2 separate regions of the Homo sapiens genome follow, and region 2 is linked to region 1. Evidence: chromatin loops called from intact Hi-C (ENCODE). Cell type or tissue: Calu3. All regions are shown on one strand. Links, peaks and the distances in the headings refer to the core of each region. The heading gives the core; the rest is flanking DNA. Region 1 overlaps SKAP1 (src kinase associated phosphoprotein 1). Region 2 overlaps SKAP1 (src kinase associated phosphoprotein 1).

Region 1 (5,383 bases), core at 296-5,295:
CATGGGTAACATGGTGAAACCTTGTCTCCACAAAAAAAAAAAAAAAAAAAAAAAAAAAAAAAAGCCAGGCATGGTGGTGCATGCATGCCTGTAGTCCCAGCTACTTGGGAGGCTGAAGTGGGAGGATCCCTTGAGCCTGTGAGGTTGAGGCAGCAGTGAGCCATGATCATACCACTGCACTCCAGCCTGGGTAACACAGCAAGACCCTGTCTCAAAAAAAAAAAGAAAAGAAAAAGAAAAAAAGAAAGGAAAAATAATTCTATTTCCCAATTATAAAAAAATGATTAACATTTATTAGCACTTACATGTTAGGCATTGTGCTAGATATACACATATACATATGCATATACATCATATATATTTTTTTGAGACAGAGTCTCACTCTGTCACCCAGGCTGGAGTGCAGTGCACAATCTCCATTCACTGCAACCTCTGCCTCCTGGGTTCACGCGATTCTCGTACCTCAGCCTCCTGAGTAGCTAGGATTACAAACGTGTGCCACCATACCCAGTTAATTTTTTATCTTTTAGTAGAGATGGGGTTTTCCCATGTTGGCAAGGTTGGTCTTGAGCTCCTTGCCTCAAGTGATTTACCCACCTCAGCCTCCCAAAGTGCTGGGATTACAGGCATGAGCCACCACGTCTGGCCCTGTGCTAGGTATATGTTTTACATGTGTTATTTTATTTATTTATTCATTTTTGAGACGGAGTTTTGCTCTTGTTGCCCAGGCTGGAGTGTAATGGTGCAGTCTTGGCTCACCGCAACCTCCGCCTCCCAGGTTCAAGTGATTCTCCTGCCTCAGCCTCCCGAGTAGCTGGGATTACAGTCATGTGCCACCATGCCCGGCTAATTTTGTATTTTTAGTAGACAGGGGTTTCTCCATGTTGGTTAGGCTGGTCTCGAACTCCTGACCTCAGGTGATTTGCCTGCCTTGGCCTCCCAAAGTGCTGGGATTACAGGCGTGAGCCACCATGCCCGGCACATGTATTATTTTATTTAATCTTCATAAAAACCCTAGGAGGTCAGTATTTTTTTAAGACAAGGTTGCATTCTGTCACATAGGCTGGAATGCAGTGGTGCAATCATAGCTTATTGTAAACTTGAACTCCTGGGCTCAAGCAATCTTCCTGCCTCAGCCTCCGAAGTAGCTGGGACTATAGGTGTGCACCACCACACCTGGCTAATTTCCTTTATTTTTCATTTTAGTAGATACAAATTCTCACTATGTTGCCCAGACTGGTCTCGAACTTCTGGCCTCAAGTGATCCTCCTGCTTTGGCCTCCCCAAAGCACTGGGATTACAGGCATGAGCCACTATGCCCAGCCCAGGACTACTATTATCCTCATTTTACACATGAGGAAACTCAAACTCAGGAAGGTCAAACAACTTGGCCAAGATCACATAGCTACTAAGTGGCAGAACCAAGATTTGTATCCAGGTTGTATTAGTCCATTTTCACACTGCTATAAAGATACTACCTGAGACTGGGTAATTTATAAATAAAAGAGGTTTAACTGACTCACACTTCCACATGGCTGCGGAGGCCTCAGGAAACTTAAAACCATGGTGGAAGGTGAAAGGGAAGCAAGCACCTTCTTCACAGGGTGGCAGGAGAGAGAGAGAACATGAGAGAAGTGGGAAGCACTAGACACTTATCAAACAACCAGATCTTGTGAGAACCCACTCACTATCATGAGAGCAGCAAGGGGCAAATCTGCTCCCACGATCTAATCACCTCCCACCAGGTCCCTCCCTTGACATGTGGGGTTTATAATTCAAGATGAGATTTGGGTGGGGGGACAGAGCCAAACCATATCACAGGTCTACTTGGTTCCAGAGCCCAAGCTCTTAAATTCCATATTAACTGCTTTCCTATTGGCTGTAATATATAAAAAAAAATAAATCTGGTACTTAAGAGAAGATACAGTTGTTTTGTTAGATAGCCTATGGGCATGAATCAACCCTAATATGAATATTAGGGAGTGGTTAGACAGAGGTCTTTAACCTGAAGTCCATAGTTTAGGCTTCAGGGGATTTCCTAAACTCTCTAAAATTGTGGGTGAAATGTAACACTTGTTTTCTTTTCTCTTGGAGAAGAGTCTATAGACCTCATTAGTGTCAATAACTCACCCTTGCCCCACACCCACCAAAAATGATATGACCCACTGAATTAGGTGAATAGAGTTGTAATGGCATTATAAAACTAGCTACCCAGAAAGGCCAACATCTGTGATGTTATAACTCTAGAACATCTAGATGAATTTTTTTTTGCAACTGAAGTATTAAAAGTGTTATTTTACCTGTGACTTATGGAAATTTAAAACACATCATATACTCTCTGCCTTGGTAAACTCCTGCTGAACAAAATCAAATCTCTTCTTAATGACTTAAGGACATCCAAATTTGAACTTCTCTTTTTTGTTGTTTTTGAGACAGGGTCTTGCTCTGCTGCCCATGCTGGAGCGTAGTGACACAATCTCAGCTCACTGCAACTTCTGCCTCCCAGGCTCAAGCCATCGTTCCACCTTAGCTTCTTGAGTATCTGGGACTACAGGCACGCTCCACCATGCCTGGCTAATTTTTGTTTTTTTTTTTTTTGTACAGACAGGGTTTCACCATGTTGCCCAGACTGGTCTTGAACTCCTGGACTCAAGCAATCTGCCTGCTTGGCCTCCCAAAGTGCTGAGATTACAGATGTGAGCCATTGCATTCAGCCTGAACTTCCTTTTTGTACTAAAACAGCAATGCCTTCTGAATGCATAGGCTGTCTGCAATACTCAGTGTCCAAAGACTTCTATCTCTCTCTTGACCATCTCTGTTCTCTGATAATGGCTGTCTCCAAACAGACTGCAAAGGCTAACACTGAAGAGTTATCCTGCATTGAAAATGGAATCTTAGGATTCAGACGGACACCTAGTTGGGCATGGATTCCATGCAAGTTGATAAGGCTAGGAAAACCCCTTGCAACTGATCTTGAGCAGTCAGCCACATGGTAGAAGTTTATTTATGCCCAAGGAAATGGCTTTGCTGAGCAATGCTAAGAGTCTGTACACTAAATATTTCCTATAATTCTTTTTCTCACTTGGAAAGATTCACATTGCTTCCAAATTATCTTCTGAAAGTGTCCCATCTACTACCTTGCAGAAGGTATGGACTAGTGGCAAAGAGTAACATGGCCAGTGACACCCAACAACAGAAATGGGAAAACAGCACCATCTGGTGGAAGTCCCCAGTGGAGGCATCCAAGGCCTGGGACCCAGGGGTCCAGGTACCAGCCTTAGAAACAACTGGGCAGCAAAAGGAAGGTCTTTGGTGGAAGAGCTGGTGATCCTTCTAGTCCCAATTCCTTAATCTCACCAAAAGTACAAGACCTAATGCCTACCTACAAGGAGCTTACAATCTAGTCCAAAATATTAGCTCTTTGTATATAATGAGATGACAATCTAATATGATAAATACTACTGTAACAACAGACAATAGGCATATAACTCAATTATGTAATAGAAGAACATATCACAAGAAGGTCCCGGGTTCTTTTGGGGGATGTAATATTTCTGTGGTCTTGAGTCTATATTTACAAGCCCATCTAGGTAGATAATACAATGTTCACCTACCTACTAAATACAATGATCACAATCAAACTTATATTAAATAATAAACAACATTATCTGAGATTGACAGTATAACTCATCACCTGCTCCCCCACCACAATTTTTAAGTCCATTCCTGGACAGCAAAAAAGAAATTAAATTTTGAAAAGAAATTAAAGTACTATTTAACACTAGAGTCTCCTATAACACTTTTGCTACATGGAATCATTGCTATGGTCAATGAAACACCCACCATGAGTATAAACATTAAGAAACCTAAGAACTCTTTTTGATCAGTGAGTGATTAAGCTTTCTGATTGCAACACTGGAAACCCACATTCTAACATTCCTTCCCCTACTTTCTAGCATGAGGACTGTTTTTTCACCAGCAAATCTCACTAGTATGTCTACACAATCCCCATACTTCCTCCATGTAATAGGCAACAAACTATAATTCGATGAACTAATAAAGGAAAAATGCTAGCCAAATACATTATGGCAAAATAAAAACACTAAACAACAGGTCAGAGTTGGAGGGTTTTTTTCTGTAAATAAAAAGGAGTCATTGAAAGGTCTGTTTCTTTGTTTGTTTGTTTGTCTTTAAGGATAAAGAATGATGTCCACATCAAATCCAGCAGAGATGTGTAGCATGGATGGGAGGGAGAAAAGTGGGGAGATAGTTTAGGAAGCTACTTGAGAGCAAGAGAAAAGACAAGACATTAGATAACAGACTTAGAGACTGGCTAGGAGGAGAGCATCAAGAGGAAAGTCAGAGACGCCTTTCGGTTCCAAACTTGTGTATTGGAGAAAACAAGGTACTGCTTATGTACAAATAACTCCAGCTGATTACTGTATTCTAAACTGTTGTCTCTTTGGCCCTTGCTCTGTCATTTTTGTCACTGTTGACGCTTAAAAACCTAATTTTGTTTTATTTTTTGCTTGCTTCAGGTTAACAGCTACTCTTCGACCACTGAGACGCCATTATCTGATTAGTGAATAACTGGTAGCTGAGTGAATGTGTGACTGTGGCCCATATACTCACTGAATTTTACAGCTGGAAGGACACTTAAAATCATTTACTCTAGCCTTCACTTTACGGATGAGAACAATGAAGCATGGAGAGGTTATCTGATCGCACCATAGGAGTTTAAAAGTCCACACTGTGGGGCCACCACAGTTTATCTTGTACAGAATCAGGGGCAAGTTCAAAAATGTGATATTCATTTAAAAATGAGACAATTTCTACAAAAACATTTAAAACCTCCTTGGAAAAACTCGGCTATCATGCCTTTGATATTTTCCTTGTTATGAACATGGACATATTATTCACCTGAAGGCAAATGTTATGTAAAAAATTTTTAAGCTGGATTAGTTATTAGAGTTCATCTAGGCAAGGTGGATATCTCAGCATTAACATGCCAACACAGTCTCTGTATCTCAAGTTACGAATACTGCATTTGTTCTCTCAGTAGTAGAGATGAATAAATTTCCACTATTTGCCAGACACTCTGTGAGGGACTAAGAGCACAGAAAACCCAACTGTGGACCAGTTTGGCCGAAATAATCAAATTGTGTAGAAGTGATGTAATTGGCCCAGAACATGCAAATGGTAAAAACTGGGACCAGAAGAACCCATGTCTGACTAATGCCAGAATGTCTTACTGCCTGCACATAAGAGTTGCTAAGGGAGGATTCGAGATCAGAGAGAAGCCTGGAAGGGGAGGGTCGGGTCACAGAGAGGCCAGGCCCAAGATGCAGAGGGAGGTCAGGCAGAGGGGCCAGGTCCAGAAGAA
Region 2 (5,383 bases), core at 146-5,145, 110 kb before region 1:
GGTGTGGATATCTGTAACATTACTTTGAAATGTTGTCAGCAAGGAAAAAGAAGCTAAAAGATAATAAAAATTGTTATCATTTAAGAATAGCTTTCATTTCAAAACAGTATTTCATGTGCATTTTTTTTCAAATGTCTGTTTAAAAGTTTTTGCAAATTAATTGTGGTTAGGATGTTTCAAACTAACACAGTAAATAGATTTTCACCTCAAAATTGTACCTACTTAAAAACATTTAAATTTTACTTAATACTGACTTTTAGGTTGATTCTTCAGTAAACAAAGTGAGAGCTTGTCATTAACTACCAGCAGGTGGTGGTATTCACAAATAGGGTACAAGAAATACTGAAAGGGCTATGAGTATAACCAATATGTGGTTCAGATTTATGGATTATGGATTTTAAAACATTTTTAATGGAGTTGTCAGCACACTGAAACTACTTCCATTCCCATCTGTTCCATATGAATGTGGAAACTTGGAAGTCACCTTAAAATATGTGCCTGTAGAAAGTTTTGCATTAAGAACATTGGGTCTCTTTATAAAAGCAGACAAATATTTTCTATTTTTAAATATTTAAATTTTCTGTATAACAATGAGCTTCAAACATGCACAAGTATCCTGACTCTTCCAATATTTTGGGGGCCTCTAGGTTTAGAATCTGATCTATCTTCTATTCAGGGCAGACACGTATCAAGAGGGAGCACTGACTGTATACTTTAGCCAAGCTAACCTGAGCAAATGCTGAATGGTGGGCACTGTGCACACAGTTGCTATGGAGAAAATATGTCCGTTCTTGTCTCCAAAAAAAAGGTCCCAGGTTTCAGAGGATACAGAAGCAACAAGAGGCGGTGAACTCCAGTCATCGAGTCAACAGCTTCAGGGGCTTTAGGAACAGGCTGAAATTATTTGGTTTTGACCGCCAGATGACCTCCATTGCTGCCCAGTCTGATGGACAGTCGGACCATTAGTTCTTTTAACACACATTCTTTTCCTGAAACACAGACACCACTCTGCGTTTGCACAGAGCAAGAAAGGAGAGCAAACGAGAGTGTCTGAAAGGGAGAGACAGAGACGTACATTTGCAGAGAAACTTCTAAACCAGCCGCAACCCTTCTACTGTTTTAGGGCCTAGGACTAGAGGAATTCAATCCAAGCAAAGAGACATCAGCTTTTTTTTTTTTATCTAACTTAAAAATCTGACTTTAGACTACAATTAGGCAAGATTATATCTAATAAATGTCCAAAACAAAAACATGGAAATGGTTAAAATTGATTTTTTGTATTTTCTAAAGCATTTGATATCTAGCTTAAAAATCAGCAACACTACTTTATATATATATACAAAATGTATACATATATATGTTTATACATATATATATACACACACACAGAGATCAGAAATAAAGAGGTCTTACTATGTTCTACCTAATGTTAGTTCAGGCTTACTGCAAAATTGTTTTCCACTACATACTACCCAGTTCTTTGAAATCCATTTAATGAGTTTAATTCCCAGGCCACATTACTGTGGTATATGAGATTCAATGTACATTTTATTTGTTTTCTTGGTATGCATGTGTTTTGATGTGTGAATGAAAAGTAACTTTGGTCTTATTATTCTTATAAAACAAATCAGGAGCTAAGCTTTGCTTTCAGACAACCTATTAATCCAAGGCAAAACTGAAAAGCACAAAGATTGTACTCCAAAGAGACCCATAAAGATACTGAACTTTGCCAGGAAATGGGGAGGGAAAAGGGAGTAGAAAAGGAAATTTAGGTAGAGGATAAAATTTTCTATAGATGATGAATCATTCTATCTTTAAATAAAGCAATACTTAAACTTACATTTAATCAAATCTACAAAACACACACACACACACACACACACACACACACACACACCCTCCATCTCCATTTTCTTGTGGTTGTGGCTGACAGAACTGTACTTGTCCCCAGCCTCTTCTGATTTTCCTCTTGGGATAAGTGATGAGCTATGCTGCAGTCAACGAGGAAACATCTGTTTGACTTTCCGAAGCTGGCATGGGGAGCTGAAGTCTGAATCACAAATGCCACTTTCATAAACAGGTCTCCCACAGGAACCTTGCTAAAAACATGACTCTACTGGGGTGAGCCACAGCTCTGGTGAGTGATGGGGAAGGCTGCTCTCCTTTCCAGCTATTTGAAACAATATACACTTTTTATAGGATTTGTCTGTGGTGGGATTTAATGAATTCCAATCTGTTAACAGACGTACCTGAATCCAGTTTTAATTTGGGAAGTTAGTTCATACTGAAGCTCCAAAGGCTCTAAATCTGGGAATTTTTAATTAGTAAGAAAGCTATGGCTGGGTGCGGTGGCTCACACCTGTAATCCCAGCACTTTGGGAGGCTGAGGGAGGCGGATCACGAGGTCAGGAGTTCAAGACCAGCCTGGCCAACATGGTGAAACCCCATTTCTACTCAAAATACAAAAAATTAGCCCGGCATGGTAGCAGATGCCTGTAATCCCAGCTACTTGGGAGGCTGAGGCAGGAGAATCACTTGAACCTGGGAGGCGGAGGTTGCAGTGAGCTGAGACCGCACCACTGCACTCCAGCCTGGGCCTGTCTCAAAAAAAAAAAAAGCAAGCAAGCAAGCAAGCAAGCAAGCAAGCTATGACACTGTGGTGTGTGGTTACTGTGTTCAGAAAAGACACACAAAACCTCAAATTATTTTTTAAGCATATTGACGTGGTACTTAAAAATCAGCACACAGTTTTCACATTTTATTTTATTCTAGTATTGTTGTCATCAACAATGTGAATAACTCAGAACACCACTCTGGCTAGAGGTGTGTCTAACACACCCGAACTGTAACCTTTCTCTTTCCCTCCCCCCATGAAACTAGGGAGAAAACACCTTTGGGAGCTGTATCTGCCCAAAGGCAAACTCCTGTGGCAGGTGGAACAGGGAGCTGGCCATGCTCCAAATGCCTCCCCTGTTAGAATCTTCACATCTGCATGTCTGTTTAGGTTGTCCAAGTTTTCAACTTAACTTATTTTTAAAACCTCTTTTCTTTAGTTTAGTGATTTTTCTCTTTATGAAAAATGACTGCTTGCTGTTTGATTCCTCTCTTGGGATATTTACTCATTCTCTCCTGAACAGGGCTCTCATTTCCTTGTCAGCACTTGGTTTGGCTGACATCACTGTATGATTATTAACCTGTGAGTGAGCTGGAAATATTTCCGAGATAATCTAAACACACACCCACACCTACACACACCCACACACACACATACACACACACACTAGCCTAGTCTATTCAACTGAAGTATTTGGCAAAAATAATAGATTTTATAAGCTATATCAAATAGATCTTAATGTAAATTGTTAGGCTGGTGCAAACATCATCCTGCATATTTCTAGTTCAAAGGTAGAGAGCATTTGTGTCAGAAAGGAGCTCCTTTATTATTTAAAGACAGTTTCCACCTATCAGAACAGATGGATAGTTGTTGCCTGTAAAATACGAATTATACTATACATAACAATAAATACACTATTGAAACCGTTAGTTCAAGAAATCAAGGCTGTGGCTGGAAAGCAATTTAATTTTAGAAATTCTGTTTTCCTTTTCTTTTTTTCTTTTCTTACTTTCTTTTTTTTTTTTTTTGAGACAGAGTCTCACTCTGTCACCCAGGCTGGAGTGCAGTGGCGCAATCTTGACTCACTGTAAGCTCCGCCTCCCAGGTTCACGCCATTCTCCTGCCTCAGCCTCCCGAGTAGCTGGGACTACAGGCGCCTGCCACAACGCCCGGCTAATTTTTTGTATTTTTAGTAGAGACAGGGTTTCACTGTGTTGGCCAGGATGGTCTCGATCTCTTGACCTCGTGATCCACCAGCCTCGGCCTCCCAAAGTGCTGGGATTACAGGCATGAGCCACCGTGCCCGGCCCTGTTTTCCTTTTCTTATTCCTCTTTTTCTCTTTTTTGAAATTTAAAAATGATATTTCTATTTTACAATTACTAGAGAGAATTATTGGGTGAATGAAGTGGAAATGTCCAAATATACACGAATTTTCTTTCTTTCTGTGACTAGACTAACACTCAACACGAAATGCTTTCACTGCTTGAAGGAAAGCCCTCATAGAACATAGCAGATGGCAGAATTAGCACATAGAATATCATTTTATCATGAAAAAAATGTGATGCCAAGCCAATAATTATTTTCCTCAAATTTGTTTTCCACATCTTTCCCTATACTCAGGGCTCTGAATGTTCCTACAGCATTTAGGATCTTCTGATAAATTTCCAACTTTTGAATTATGAACACTAGTAAGCCTTTTTTAGCTTTAAGTGAAATTAAGACATGAAGTAGATATATAAGTTATTAGGCCTTAGAGAAAAAAAGACAAAATTAGATACTTCTCAACATACATGATTTAACTTAAACAATACCTCAATTTTACTTTGTTCTCACAATCAAAAAATAATGTTGAACAAAAGGAACAGTAGTTGGAGAATTCTTCCAAAATCAATTTTAATTAAACACACACACACACTTTAATGTTGAATATGCCTGTTTAATCAATGATTTTGGCTCTAAGGTGATACAATCAGCATTTATACTTCAAATTACCACTTGGTACTAATAGATACTCTATACACAAGTCCTTAAGGTCAACACCCAAATTATTGCCCTATATTAATCATTAATAACTTAGAAAATGATAATTTTCTAAACCCATTTTTTTAAAAGAGCAAACACACTTGCTTAGTTTAATTTGCTACTATTAAAATGATTTGTGATTAATTTAATATCAATTAATTTAATACTAGATTGCTTACAAAATTATTTACTATATTTCTGTTCTTTTCACCACTTGCTCTTAAGTATTGAGCCATGGGAGATGTTTAGGAACTCCGTTAGGAAGGGTAATTACAGAACCAAAGCAGGGGAGGACCTGACAAAATAGATACCAACAGATAAATGGAGGGAAGGGAGAGATGGAAAGGCACACCATTTCTCATGTGATTATACAGAGGTTGCTTATAGGTACCTTTACATTATTATCTTGTGTTTGTATTATGCCCATTTTACAGATGAGAAAAGCTAAAATCAGAGAACTTAAATGACTTCTCTGAGATCATAAAGGTAGTTAATGTAATAATCCAGTGTAAGGTTTGGAATGCTTTACAAAATGAATCTCATCAAATCCTCGAAAGACAGACATTACTCTTTAGAGTTTCAAAAAAAAGAAAGAAAACTTGAAGAGGCCTCATGCAATATAATAAGCCAATTATAAAAATGAGAAGAAGATGCAAAGGATATCAGTCCTGGGCAACCAAACAATCAGTAGCTAACCCTCCAAATACTGACCTGAAATAATAACATGACAAAAGACTACTTAAAAA

The links. Hi-C counts contacts between places; a loop is a spot of excess contacts. Peaks named below come from ENCODE experiments on the same cell type or tissue, not always from the same donor. Only the 100,000 strongest peaks of a DNase experiment are listed, where the experiment ranks them.
Region 2: it touches region 1 in a loop (14-fold over the local background); 8 of 110 quality-filtered maps call a loop at or near these places.

Annotation. Positions count from the first base shown.
Region 1 is chr17:48,371,624-48,377,006 of GRCh38, forward strand. All of the region lies in intron 2 of SKAP1 (src kinase associated phosphoprotein 1), which reads right to left. Among named protein-coding and RNA genes, the nearest start is that of SKAP1, 56 kb to the right of the region's middle. In Calu3, for the core only: a CTCF peak has its summit at 3,240 (motif pointing left); a DNase peak (open chromatin) is centred at 3,218.
Region 2 is chr17:48,262,887-48,268,269 of GRCh38, forward strand. All of the region lies in intron 4 of SKAP1 (src kinase associated phosphoprotein 1), which reads right to left. Among named protein-coding and RNA genes, the nearest start is that of SKAP1-AS2, 29 kb to the right of the region's middle. In Calu3, for the core only: CTCF peaks have their summits at 286 (motif pointing right) and 488; DNase peaks (open chromatin) are centred at 1,995, 2,935, 3,235 and 3,705.